Linked DNA regions of Homo sapiens: region 2 is linked to region 1. A link is a contact called in ENCODE Hi-C or POLR2A ChIA-PET data. All regions are on one chromosome and are shown on one strand. Each heading gives the region's core, a stretch centred on a gene start or an enhancer-like site at or near the end of the contact. The rest is flanking DNA. Distances are from core to core; before and after follow the strand shown.

The links. Hi-C counts contacts between places; a loop is a spot of excess contacts on that map. ChIA-PET counts read pairs that join two places held with the same protein, here RNA polymerase II (POLR2A). Pooled maps may share reads with other maps.
Region 2: a map of ascending aorta shows a loop between it and region 1 (3-fold over the local background). The contact joins two enhancer-like sites. A Hi-C loop is called at or near these places in 1 of 168 maps with a recorded cell type or tissue (ascending aorta) and 3 of 50 pooled maps. POLR2A ChIA-PET finds 5 or more read pairs at or near these places in 3 of 52 experiments (AG04449, BJ and activated naive CD4-positive, alpha-beta T cell).

The regions. Positions count from the first base shown.
Region 1 is chr9:6,563,094-6,570,047 of GRCh38, forward strand. It overlaps GLDC (glycine decarboxylase), which reads right to left. Exons shown (of 25, transcript NM_000170.3): 16 at 2,261-2,336. Among named protein-coding and RNA genes, the nearest start is that of GLDC, 79 kb to the right of the region's middle. RefSeq lists an enhancer at 3,105-4,304. Within about 2 kb of position 3,483, at least 11 of the 41 ENCODE cell types and tissues checked have a DNase peak (open chromatin) inside an H3K27ac peak, as active enhancers do; they include ascending aorta, where a contact is called at or near this core.
Region 2 is chr9:6,380,296-6,387,249 of GRCh38, forward strand. No RefSeq gene overlaps it. Among named protein-coding and RNA genes, the nearest start is that of UHRF2, 29 kb to the right of the region's middle. Within about 2 kb of position 3,441, at least 3 of the 41 ENCODE cell types and tissues checked have a DNase peak (open chromatin) inside an H3K27ac peak, as active enhancers do; they include ascending aorta, where a contact is called at or near this core.

The DNA of each region.
Region 1 (6,954 bases), core at 2,233-4,732:
GGAAGGAGGACAGGAAAACACAAAGAGAGGGAACAGGAACCAGAAAGAATCCACAAGTCACGGAAGAACCCCGCCCAGGCCAAACCCAAAGGCCTTTCATTCTTTCTCCTTGGCCTTTCCAGTTTGGTCCCCAGCTGCTGGACATTCACAGCTACTTCCTGGTGTCAGATTGGGAAATTTGGGAAATGGCGAGGGGTGGGAAGCATTACTGCGTGGAAAGAATCTGGATTTTAGCTGGCCCTTTGCCATTAGCTAGTCACCTGCTTTCTGCAAACACTGCTTTCTGCGGCCTCTCCGCCAAGCAGTGGAGGAGTCGGGTGGAGATGTCACACAGGACAGGCTGCCCCTTTCCAGCATCCCCAGGCTCCTGGGCACCTCGTGGTGAAAGATACTAATGAAGAGGAACTCCAGAGACGACCTCAGAACATGGAAGCCATGAGGGAAAAACAGACAGGAGAGAATCTGGCATTGTTTTACTGGCTGGACACCTGGAGCTCCAAAGTTTCCTTTCTGATTCTGTGAAAGTGCCGAGACTCTCAGGTCCCAAGAGCAATTATAGTTCTAAACTAATCATTCCTTAGAAAGCTGAGAATTCAGAACCACGAATGAACAAACTGTGGGGGAATTTCAGGGTCTGTGTCTGTCTGGTTGACCACTTCACTTCTCTCTGGACTGGCAAGCAGTCCTTGACCAGGGTTTAATCATTTATTCAATTCACGAATGGCCTGTTTTTCAAAGATCTTTAGACATGAATTCTAGGGCCAGGTGCAGAGGGTCATGCCTGTAATCCTGGTCTCCCTAGCACTTTGGGAGGCTTCCTTGAGCCCAGGAGTTCAAGGCTGCAGTGAGCTATGAAGAGAAAAAAAAAAGGGCCAGGCGCAGTGGCTCACACCTATAATCCCAGCACTTTGAGAGGTCCAGGGGCGGGTGGATCACCTGAGGTCAGGAGTTCGAGACTAGCCTGATCAACATGGTGAAACTCTGTTTCTACTAAAAATACAAAAATTAGCCGGGCGTGGTGGCGCATGCCTGTAATCCCAGCTACTCAGGAGGCTGAGGCACAAGAATCGCTTGAACCCAGGAGGCAGAGGTTGCAATGAGCCGAGATTGGGCCATTGCACTCCAGCCTGGGGAACAGGGCGAGACTCCATCTCAAAAAAAAAAAAAAAATTCTATTCCCCAACCAAGATGAAAGCCTGGAAAGACACACCTGTGGAATCAGGATGAACTATGCAAGGGAAGGAGGGAAAAAAATGTTCCTTCGTTTCCCCTGTTATGAAAGGGAAGTGAAACACTTTCAGCATTCTTTATTGCAAATTCCAGGCAACTAGCCATAAGTAACCTTCCAGTGGTAATAAAACCAGAAATGGACTAAGATCGGGCCACTACCACTCCACCCTACTTACTTAGCCAGCCAGCACCACCCTATCCCCTTTGTCTGCAACTCTCTAGTATCAGCAGATGCTTTTGCCCTGCTCTCGGCTCCTAGGCGATGCTCCTATTAAGGACTTCCGCCCCACAGCTCAGTACAAACTCTAGCATAGCACTGGCCATCAAAATGAAGGAACCAGGAACACAGGCCTCCTCTGGCACAAGCTGAGGCCTGAGTTAGGCCACTGCTACAGGCACTGCCCCTGGGGGGAGCGAGTGGTGTCCATTAGTACCTGCTGGTCCCCACAGTGGTCCCCAAGAGGCGATTGGGATCCTGGAGACCAGGTTCTCATATCCAAAGCAAACATTGAAGCAGGACCGTGAACTCTGCTTTATGCCTTTTTTGGTGCTTGAAGTTGAGAATCATCTAATGGAGAATTTATTTATTCAACAAATATTGTTTGAGCATACTATGACCAGAACCGGGCTTCAGCACAACAGGGGTTACTGAAGAATTAAAGCATGGTCTCTGCCCTTCATCCAGGCCCAGGGCCGGGGCTGAGCCAAGGAGAGGATGCTTGCAATGGCAACATTCCTGCCCTCTTCCTCCCTCTGCTCCCTAGAGAGCAGTTCCACAGCCAACTGGCTGACGTTTGCATTCTGGGTTTGAGCAAGTCTTTTATCTCTGAATGTTTTTCCTCAAAATGGTCAAGTGGGATGTCTTGGAAGCAAGGATCATAATGGCTAGTTCACAGAAATTTGTTTCTTGACTATATGTTCCCTCATCTGCTTCCAAGAAGGCTTGGAGGGAGTGTCCCACAGAAGGGACCCTGAGAGCCAGGACCTCTGTGCCCCATGGTGAGCAAGCGCCACCTCCTGCCATACTCACCGTTCTGTGCCCCTCTCCTTTCTGGTTTAAGTAGGCTCGGATAGTGGCCAGTCCAGCATATTCTCCCTGGGCTCCGCTTGCAAAGACAAGAAGAAAGGGATCACGGTTAGGTCTTCTGGCTTTCATTTACTCATTCAATATTTATTGGGCCCTGGCCAGGGGTTCACCAGCACGTGACACATGGTCACTGTCCAGACGCTGAGAGAAGCTCATCAAGGAGCTCTGCTGGAGTCAAAAGGTCTTGAACAATCAAAACAATCAAAGCAACAGCATCCAGTTTGTGCACTACAGCTCAACCACTCCTACCCAAAGATGGAGCTTTCTATATCCTTGCTCAGGACCACGCATTGAAAATAGCCTTTTGTTATTATGAAAAATTTCAAAACTATACCAAAATACAGTGAAGAACAAAAGGAACTACGACGTGTGTGTCAGCCAGCTGTAACAATTTGGTTTACGGTCAATCTTGTTTCCTATTATATTTCTCACTAACCACTTTCATGCTGAACTATATATTTTGAAGCAAACTTCAAACATCCTATCATCAGTTCAAATGTCAATATGCAGCCTTCAAAGATAAGTATTGTTTTTAAAAATATAACTACAGGCCGGGTGCAATGGCTCATGCCTGTAATCCTAGCACTTTGGGGGGCCGATGTGGGCAGAGCATTCGAGCTCAGAAGTTCAAGATCAGCCTGGGCAGCATGGCGGAACAGTGTCTCCACTAAAAGTACAAAAAATTAGCCTGGTGTGATAGCATGCATCTGTAGTACCAGCTACTGGGCAGGCTGACATGGAAGGATCACTGGAGTCTGTGAGGCGGAGACTGCAGTAAGCCGAGATGGTGCCACTGCACTCCAACCTGGGTGACAGAGTGAGATCCCGTCTCAAAAAATAAATAAATAACTACAAACACAATTGTCACACCTAGAACAATGAACTTCAGTTTTTTCCTTTTTTTTTCCCTTTTCTTTCCCCCTTTAAATGGGTAATGTGTCAACATCTTAACAAGGTTTAAGGAAGACACACCTATGAGGTGAAAACAAATCATCACTCTATAATTTCTTAGTATTACCAAATATCGAGTCAAGGGCCTGATCAGCCCCAAAAGAATGAGGCACTTTTAATGTGACACCATTCCTGGCAGTCTCAGGTTCGGCTCTCCCAGGCCCCGGATGCAGATGGCTGTTAGGGGCTGGCCATCCTCATCTCAACGGTCCTGGAAGGCACCACTTTCAGGGCATATGCCATGACTAACATTCCGGTGAGCAATGCTGACTCAATCGTAGACTGTTATTTCATGTTCCCAGTACCCTGTGCAGGAAGGGAAGGGAAATGAGTAATAGATGTATCAGTCCCATTCAAAATGTGTATGTCTGCGAAGCTGAAGGCAAAAATTAAATACTAAAAAAAGATACAAAAATTTAAACTTTAAACAAATGAAAATTTAAAAATAAAATAACTTTTTTTAATGTTACCCACAGAAAATCGGTAAGAATTTTAAAAAATGTGTATGTTCTCCATGCCATCACCCCCATTTTGCACACAAAGAAACTGAGGTCTGAGTGCTACATGCCAAATGGCCAACAGTGACAGATGAAGACTTGGGTGTGGAGTCAGCCTGCCTCCCAGAGCTACGGGCTCCCTTTGCAAGCAGTGCTGCTCTTCTGAGCACACTGTGCTCTCCAAGGACGGAGAGTTGTGGGAGCAAATGCTGATTTTCTTTCTAGCAGAAGTCTTGTCTGATTGATAGAACTGGGGGGTTTAGCTAAAATAAAAAATAAAAAAAAAAAGAAAGAAAAGAAGAAAGAAAGCCTGTCTTACAAGACCTGAGTCACCCCGTTCCTCGTCACCCGCACTGAGTCAGCTGCAGCTATCTCCGCTCTCTTCCAAGAAGAAAGGCAAAGACTGCTCTTCTGTTTTCCTGGCTTCTGAAAAACAAGTCCTAGCCTATTTGAGGTTTTTTCATTTTGAGGACAAGAAAATGAATATGCCGTGCTTCAGGAAACCACTCACATCACAAGTAACTTCATCTCCCTGTGCCTATGTGCCTGAGAGATGTGTAAAATGGGGATAGTAACAGTACCCATCACACAGGGCAGATGTGATGTGTAGTGAGATCATCAAGGTCAAATGCTTCTCAGCCAAATCCTGCCCATTCTTCAACTGGCTACAACTCTCTGCAAAGCCTTCCCTAAAGCCACCAATCCAGCTCTGTCACTTCCTCAGAGAGGCCTTCCCTGAAGGCAAGAATTTTGTCAACCTTGTTCACAATTGTATTCTCTATTCCAAGAACACTGACATAAAAAATATTTGATAGATTGATTAAAGAAATAATCCTCTACCTCCTCCAAATTATCATAGCATTTTACTCTACAATCTTATCTGACATTAATATCCTATACATGTACTGGACATAGAAAATTATTACCGATTTCACATTTACTTTGTATGCCTGTCTTATCTCAATTAGAGCATAAGCTCTGACAGTAGGGTCTAATTCTCAGAGTTCTGTATATTCTTCAACAGGGAATATATAGAACAGTACTCTGCATGTAGTAGTTCTGCAATAAGTATTTAGTAAATATTTTAAAAATTGAATTCCTCCAGCACAGGCAATCAATATGAATGTCATCCTTTCCCCTACAGTAAGGAACCTCAAGAAAAACATTTTATATTTACCCCTATGTTTTTCTCATGAATTCTATTCATCTGACTTTCTTGAAAGGCCAATCAAGGTGTAGACTAGGAATGAAGGAAGAAGCAGATTACTGGCTATGAGCCAGTAGTGTAGGAGAAAGACTATATGCTAAAGACTTGATCAGAAATGCTGGATTTCTCTCTCTCTCTCTCTCTCTGGCCTTAAACATCTATAAAAATCAGCTATGTTTCAACCCAAAAAGTGCAAATGATATATTCAAATGTGACACAAGGATTACTACTGGGGCATTAGTAAAACAAATTGTTAGTGCCACCTGTTGGTAGAAAAGTCTTATGAAAAATAATTGCTTATCTACATAACCCAGACTAAGCAACCATCAACAAACTATTATATATGGAGGACAGGCTAGGTCAGTGCTTTTCTGACATCTGTTTAAAATGAAGTAGTGAATGGTCTGGAGCTGCAGGGCTGGCCAGTGAACGGGGAGCCTCAGAAACACCAAGTTTATGTGAGCACAGCTTAAACTGTCCTAGAAAAACAAGGCCCTCCATGCCGGGCGTGGTGGCTCACACCTGTAATCCTAACACTTTGGGAGGCCAAGGTGGGCGGATCACCTGAGATCAGGAGTTCGAGACCAGCCTGGCCAACATGGTGAAACCCCATTTCTACTAAACATACAAAAAATTAGCCGGGCGTGGTGGTGCATGCCTGTAATCCAGACTACTTGGGAGGCTGAAGTGGGAGAATCACTTGAACCTGGGAGGTGGAGGTTGCAGTGATCCGAGATCACACCACTGCACTGCAGCCTGGGCCACAGAGTGAGACTCCACCTCAAGAAAAAAAAGAAGAAAAGAAAAACAAGACCCTCCAGTGTATGGCATTTACTCAGGCTGATTAAGGAGCTGCTGCTTAATGCAGAATGGGGAAATTGAGCAGACAACTTCTTCCAAAACTCAGATTCATTCTACAAAGAATCCACAAGAAATTCAATAGACCAGAAAAAGTAGAACAACTGAATAACAGGTATAAGAGCCCACAAGGTGAAAACAGCTGGAGTTGATGGAATTCAACAGTATTGTGATGACTATAACCCAGGCCCTTTCAGTATCAGTGTATCATCACAGGTGTGCAAGTTCAGGAGCAATACTCAATGTAAACTTAAAAAAAAAAAGAATTTGTAGATGACATGGCAGAGATAGGGTGAGGGTGATAGTTCAGAAGAGCTAAAAGTTCCTTTGCCAAGGTTGGAACGGGAGTTCAAAGAAAAAACAAATTTTAAAGATTTTAAAAATTAATTTATCTTTCCCTTTACTAAGAACCCTAGCCAAACATACTGAGAATTAGAAATGGATGTTGTGCCGGGCGTGGTGGCTCACTCCTGTAATCCCAGCACTTTGGGAGGCCGAGGTGGGTGGATCACAAGGTCAGGAGTTCGAGACCAGCCTGGATAATATGGTGAAACCCCATCTCTACTAAAAGTACAAAAATTAGCTGGGTGTGGTGGTGGGCACCTTTAGTCCCAGGTACTCAGGGAGCTGAGGCGGGAGAATTGCTTGAACCCGGGAGGCGGAGGTTGCAGCGAGCTGAGATCGCACCACTGCACTCTAGCCTGGGCAACAGAGTGAGACTCCATCACAAAAACAAACAAACAAAAAGAAATGGATGTTGCAGACCAGGCACAGTGCCTCATGCCTGCATGCCTGTAATCACAGCACGTTGGGAGGCCGAGGCGAGCGGATTACCTGCAGTTAGAAGATCGAGACCAGCCTGGCGAACATGGCAAAACCCTGTCTCTACTAAAAATACAAAAATTAGCCAGGTGTGGTGGTGTGCATCTGTAATCCCAGCTACTTGGGAGGCTGAGGCAGGAGAATCGCTTAAAGCAAGGAGGTGGAGGCTGCAGTGATGTAAGATCGCGCCACTGCACTCCAGCCTGGGCCACAGAGTGAGACTCAGGCTCATGGCCGGGGGGATTAAAAAACATCGTGGCTAACTTTATAGACACCATAAGCAATTTCTCAGATGGTGACTG
Region 2 (6,954 bases), core at 2,191-4,690, 180 kb before region 1:
AAACCCACAGTCATTATCATACTGAATGGGCAAAAACTGGAAGCATTCCCTTTGAAAACTGGCACAAGACAAGGATGCCCTCTCTCGCCACTCCTATTCAACATAGTGTTGGAAGTTCTGGCCAGGGCAATCAGGCAGGAGAAGGAAATAAAGGGCATTCAATTAGGAAAAGAGGAAGTCAAATTGTCCCTGTTTGCAGATGACATGATTGTATATCTAGAAAACCCCATTGTCTCAGCCCAAAATCTCCTTAAGCTGATAAGCAACTTCAGCAAAGTCTCAGGATACAAAATCACTGTGCAAAAATCACAAGCATTCCTATACATCAATAATAGACAAACAGAGAGCCACATTATGACTGAACTCCCATTCACAATTGCTTCTAAGAAAATAAAATACCTAGGAATGCAACTTACAAGGGATGTGAAGGACCTCTTCAAGGAGAACTACAAACCACTGCTCAATGAAATAAAAGAGGATACAAACAAATGGAAGAACATTCCATGCTCATGGATAGGAAGAATCAATATCGTGAAAATGGCCATACTGCCCAAGGTCATTTATAGATTCAATGCTATCCCCATCAAGCTACCAATGACTTTCTTCACAGAGTTTGAAAAAACTACTTTAAAGTTCATATGGAACCAAAAAAGAGCCCGCATTGCCAAGTCAATCTTAAGCCAAAAGAATAAAGCTGGAGGCATCACGCTACCTGACTTCAAACTATATACTAAAAGGCTACAGTAACCAAAACAGCATGGTACTGGCACCAAAACACAGATATAGACCAGTGGAACAGAACAAAGCCCTCAGAAATAATACCACACTACTACAACCATCTGATCTTTGACAAACCTGACAAAAACAAGAAATGGGGAAAGGATTCCCTATTTAACAAATGGTGCTGGGAAAGCTGGCTAGCCGTATGTAGAAAGCTGAAACTGGATCCCTTCCTTACACCTTATACAAAAATTAATTCAAGATGGATTAAAGGCTTAAATGTTAGACCTAAAACCATAAAAACCCTAGAAGACAACCTAGGCAATATCATTCAGGACACAAGCATGGGCAAGGACTTCATGTCTAAAAACACCAAAAGCAATGGCAACGAAAGCCAAAATTGAGAAACGGGATCTAACTAAACTAAAGAGCTTCTGCACAGCAAAAGAAACTACCATCAGAGCGAACAGGCAACCTACAGAATGGGAGAAAATTTTTGCAACCTACTCATCTGACAAAGGGCTAATATCCAGAATCTACAAAGAACTCAAACAAACTTACAAGAAAAAAACAAAGAACCCCATCAACAAGTGGGTGAAGGATATGAACAGACACTTCTCAAAAGAAGACATTTATGCAGCCAACAGACACATGAAAAAATGCTCATCATCACTGGCCATCAGAGAAATGCAAATCAAAACCACAATGAGATATCATCTTACACCAGTTAGAATGGTGATCACTAAAAAGTCAGGAAACAACAGGTGCTGTAGAGGCTGTGGAGAAATAGGAATGCTTTTACACTCTTGGTGGGAGTGTAAACTTGTTCAACCATTGTGGAAGTCAGTGTGGTGATTCCTCAGGGATCTTGAAGTAGAAATATCATTTGACCCAGCCATCCCATTACTGGGTATATACCCAAAGGATTATAAATCATGCTGCTATGAAGATACACGCACACGTATGTTTACTGCGGCACTATTCACAATAGCAAAGACTTGGAACCAACCCAAATGTCCAACAATGATAGACTGGATTAAGAAAATGTGGCACATATGCACCATGGAATACTATGCAGCCATAAAAAATGATGAGTTCATGTCCTTTGTAGGGACATGGATGAAGCTGGAAACCATCATTCTCAGGAAACTATTGCAAGGACAAAAACCACACACCACATGTTTTTACTCATAGGTGGGAATTGAACAATGAGAACATTTGGACACAGGAAGGGGAACATCACACACCAGGGCCTGTTGTGGGGTCGGGGGAGGAGGGAGGGATAGCATTAGGAGATATACCTAATGTAAATGACGAGTTAATGGGTGCAGCACACCAACATGGCACATGTATACATATGTAACTAACCTGCACATTGTGCACATGTACCCTAGAACTTGAAGTATAATAAAAAACATATATATATAAAGAAAAAAAGGATTAAAACAAGACAAAAATTGTCTGTGAATAGGAAAATATCCAGCATAGTTACAGTGAGAAAAAAAATTGACTAAGAAGTTTGGTTGTCTCCATGGCTTACAATAACTTAACATAAAAACCTTAATTATGATCAATAGCATATACTCAGACATTAGAATTTTAGAAATCCCATACAATTTTGGAACATATATTAGCATTATTCAGCAAGATATAACCTAAAGAAGATTGAGCATCATTTTGGCAATCCCATGTACCTAGACATGTTGAATAATCCTTTTTATGTCTCTTTTCTGGACACTTCAAGGGCCTTCTGATGTATTCAAAAAGCCAGGTGCCAGGGAAGACAATTTTGTAACTGAAGTTTTATTTTGGGAAGGCTGTTAAATGTTCGAGGTTTAAAACACTTGGTATTATGAAATAGAATTCCAGACTACCATAAGTTATTTATTTTGCCAAAATGATGACTCAGAAATTTTAAAGAAGCATAAACCTTTTATAACCCTTTATAAATTTTGCCATAGAGCAGATTAGTGCCTTAGGAAAGCCTTGTTATGCTTTTATTTCAATGCTCAATTTACAGAAAAACCAGATAATGCCCTTTTTGGAATTTAGACAATATGTTCACACAAAGAACCTCTTCTGCAAGATTTCCACAGTTCTTCCACCACTTCTCTGAACCTTCAACTTTTTCCTAATTTAACTCAAAACAATCCTTTAACCCTAGGCAAAAGTTTATATTTCCATGCCTTCTTATAACCGTTTACTAAAAAACACATTTTACTGTTCTTACACACCTTAAATGTAAATCTATTTCCAGTAGCTCCAATTAACTCCTAGCAATTTTTAACTTTAAGGTAAAACTTGGTAAGTTGCCTTAATTGTGTGCTAACTACAGCCAAGGTTAGTCTTCTTAGTTAAGGACATGGTTAGTTCCACATGTCCCCAGGCCTTACCAGTTGTGAAGCTAGCAAGTCAAATAGTTCTCAAAACCCAAAAGGCAATTTGTAATCTCAAACACTTAGCAAACCTTGCATCTGACCTGCATTTTACCAATAGTCTTTAGTGCTATTTTTATTTCTTAAAGTCATGTGAACTTTTTCTTAAAGATTAAAGTCTGGCTCACGCCTGTAATTCCAGCACTTTGGGAGGCTGAGGTGGGAAGATCACGAGATCCAGACCATCCCGGCTAACACTGTGAAACCCTGTCTCAACTAAAAATACAAAAAATTAGCCAAGCGTGTTGGTGGGCACCCGTAGTCCCAGCTGCTTGGGAGGCTGAGGCAGGAGAATGGCATGAAGGTGGAGCTTGCAGTGAGCTGAGATCATGCGACTGCACTCCAGCCTGGATGACAGAGCAAGACTCCATCAAAAAAGAAAGAAAGAAGGAAAAAAAAAAGATTAAACTCATGTGAACTGAAAGGTACCACAGCTTTTAACTTCCCTTTAAACAATATTAGATCTAAGTGCTTGTCTTTCTTTAGGCCAAATTAATTAGAGCTCTTTTTACAGACATCACACACAGTACACACACACACAGGCAGAAGAAAACCCAGGCACTGGGTGGGGCCCTTTAAGAGTCAGCACTAGGAAAACATGCAGATATCAAACCAGAAAGAAACTTATTCCCTAAGACAGGATTGCTAAACAAAGCCTTGCCACCAAAGTTATAAGAGTCAGAATGTAAAACAAGATGGAGGCTTGATTTCATAACCAAAACTTCGCAGAAAATATAAACAGTGATAGTTGGATGGACTGGCCTAGCAAAATATATTCTAAAAGAAAAAAAATAAACTTTAAAAGTTAACTTGTGGATGGGATAGAGAAGGGGAAAGAAAAAAAATAGTTTAAAACTGCCTGGGGAAAAACCTCTTATTCTTATGGAAGTGGTTTCTCCACCAGGGAGAAAAGTTTAATTATTTTCTGATGTTGCTGAATCTCTTGGCCAGGGAAGGGGAAGGCTCCAATGGTTCATGGCAGAAAACGCCAGCCAGCTACCCCCAGTGCCTTGGGCCATATGTTCAAGCCTGGCAGCGAGTTGGCGGGTGGAGGGTAGCTGCTGCTCACCAGTCAGTCCCGAAAAAGGAGGGAAAAGGCCATGAAAAGACCTGGGAGTGATAAGGGGTGGAGGCATGGTTTCCCCCACCCTCAAAAGTCTGAGGATGAAAAGGCTTAGAAGCAACAGGACAGGTTTTGAGTTCCCATTTCACTCACCACTTCTTGAGCCCCACACTGGGTGCCAAATTATTGCAGGACTTTTCCTTAGTTCAGCTAAGGATGGGGTCCTTGTCTGTCCCACAGCCACAAAAATTTAGGCTCACAGACTGAGGGGTGAGTAAAGCAGGGTTTTATTGGGTGAAAAGGAAGAAAAGGAGGAAACAGGGACTCTTGCTAAAACAGAGTCCCTGTTAGAGTGCTTCCCACCTGCTGTTTGAATCTCAGGTTCCACACAGGAAGAGGAGGGGTCAGCCTCCTTCTCGCTGAAAATGGCATGAACCTCCAGAGGCTCCACCCCAGCGGACAGGCTGGTTGGAGTTTCTCCAAGTTGTCCCTCCCACCTGGCTGTCTCATTATGTGTAAGTCTCATGATAACCTTAAATCAAGAAACATATAACATACACAAAAAAAATTAACAGCAAGAAATTAAAGCATACAACCAGAGAAAATCACCTTCACTAAAAGGAAGACAGAAAGGAAGAAAAGAAGAAAGAGAAGACTATAAAACAACTAGAAAGAAATGGCTGGAGTAAGTCCTTACTTATCAGTAACATTGAATGTAAATGGACTAAACTCTCCAATAAAAAGACATAGAGGCTGGGCTCAGAGGCTCATGCCTATAATTCCAGCACTTTGGGAGGCCAAGGTGGATGGATTGCTTAAGCTCAGGAATTCAAGACCAGCCTGTGTAACATGACAAAACCCTGTTTTTGCAAAAAAAAAAAAAAAAAAAAAAAAAAAAACTAAAACTTAGCTGGGCATGGTGGCAAGTGCTTGTAGTCCCAGCTACTCGGGAAGCTGAGGTGAGAGGATCTCTTGAGCACAGGAGGTCATGGCTGCAGTGAGCCATGTTCACACCACTGCACTCCAGCCTGAGTGACAAAGTGAGACCCTGTCTCAAAAAGGAAAAGAGAGAGAGAGAGAAAAAAAAAAGACCCAACAGTCTGTTGCCTAAAGACACACATAGACTGGTTCATCTTTTAGTCTTTCTACTCAAGAAAGATATAAGTAGTTTACACACAATTACAATGTTATAATATTCTGTGACATGCAAATGGAAACCAAAAAAAAAAAGCAGAAGTAGCTATACTTATATCAGACAAATTAAATTTCAAGACAAAAACTATAAAAAGAGACAAAGAAGGTCATTATATAATAGTAAAGGGGTCAACTCAGCAAGAGGGTATAACAGTTGTAAATATACATGCACCCAATACTGGAGCACCCAGATATATAAAGCAAATATTATTAGAGCTAAAGAGACAGATAGACCCAGGCTGGGCGTGGTGGCTCATGCCTGTAATCCCAGCACTTTGGGAAGCCGAGGCGGGCAGATCACCTGAGGTCAAGAGTTCGAGACCAGCCTGGCCAACATGTAGGAACCCTGTCTGTACTAAAAAATACAAAATTAGCCAGGCGTGGTGGTGCATGCCTGTAATCCCAGCTACTTGGGAGTCTGAGGCAGGAGAATCGCTTGAACCTGGGAGGCGGAGTTTGCGGTGAGCCGAGATCACACCATTGCACTCCAGCCTGGGCAAAAAGAGCAAAACTCCATCTCAAAAAAAAAAGAGAGAGAGATAGATAGACCCCAATATGATAATAGCTGGAGACCTCAACACCTAACTTACAACATTGGATAGATCATCCTGAAAGAAAATCAACAAAGAAACATCAGATTTAATCTGTGCTGTAGACCAAATGGACCTAACAGATGTTTCCAGAGCATTTCATCCAATGGCTGCAAAATATACATTCTTCTGTTCAGCACATGGAATATTGTCAAGGATAGGCCATATGTTATGCCACAAAACAAGTCTTAAAAATTAAAAAAAAAGAAATTAAGAATCCTCTCCAACAACAATAAAATAAAACTAGAAATCAATAACAAGGAATTTTGGAAACTATACAAACATACGCAAATGAAACAATATGCTCCTGAATGAGCAGTGGGTCAATGAAGAAATTAAGAAGAAAATTTAAACATTTCTTGAAACAAATAATAATGAAAACAAAATATACCAAACCTATGGGAAACAGCCAAAACAGTACAAATAGAAAACTTTATAAGAAGTGCCAACATCAAAAAAGAAGAAAAACTTCAAATAAACAATCTAATGGTGCATCTTAAAGAAAAAAAAAAGCAATAGCAAACCAAACCCAAAATTACTAGAAGAAAGAAAAGAATAAGGATCAGAGCAGAAATGAATGAAACTGAAATGAAGAAAACAATATAAAAATCAATAAATTGAAAAGTTAGTTTTCTGAAAAAGTGAACAAAATCAACAAAACTTTAGCCAGACTAACTGAAAAAAAAGAGAGAAGACTCAAATAAATAAAATCACAGATGAAAAAGAAGACATGCTTTTCTCCCACTGATGCCACAGAAATTGAAAGGATCCTTAGTGGCTACTATGAGCAACAATATATCAATACACTGGAAAATCTAGAAGAAATGGATAAATATCTAGACATGTACAACCTACCAAAATTGAACCATGAAGAAATCCAAAATCTGAACAGACCCATAACAAGAAATGACATCAAAGCTGTAATGAAAATTCTCCCAGCAAAGTACAGCCC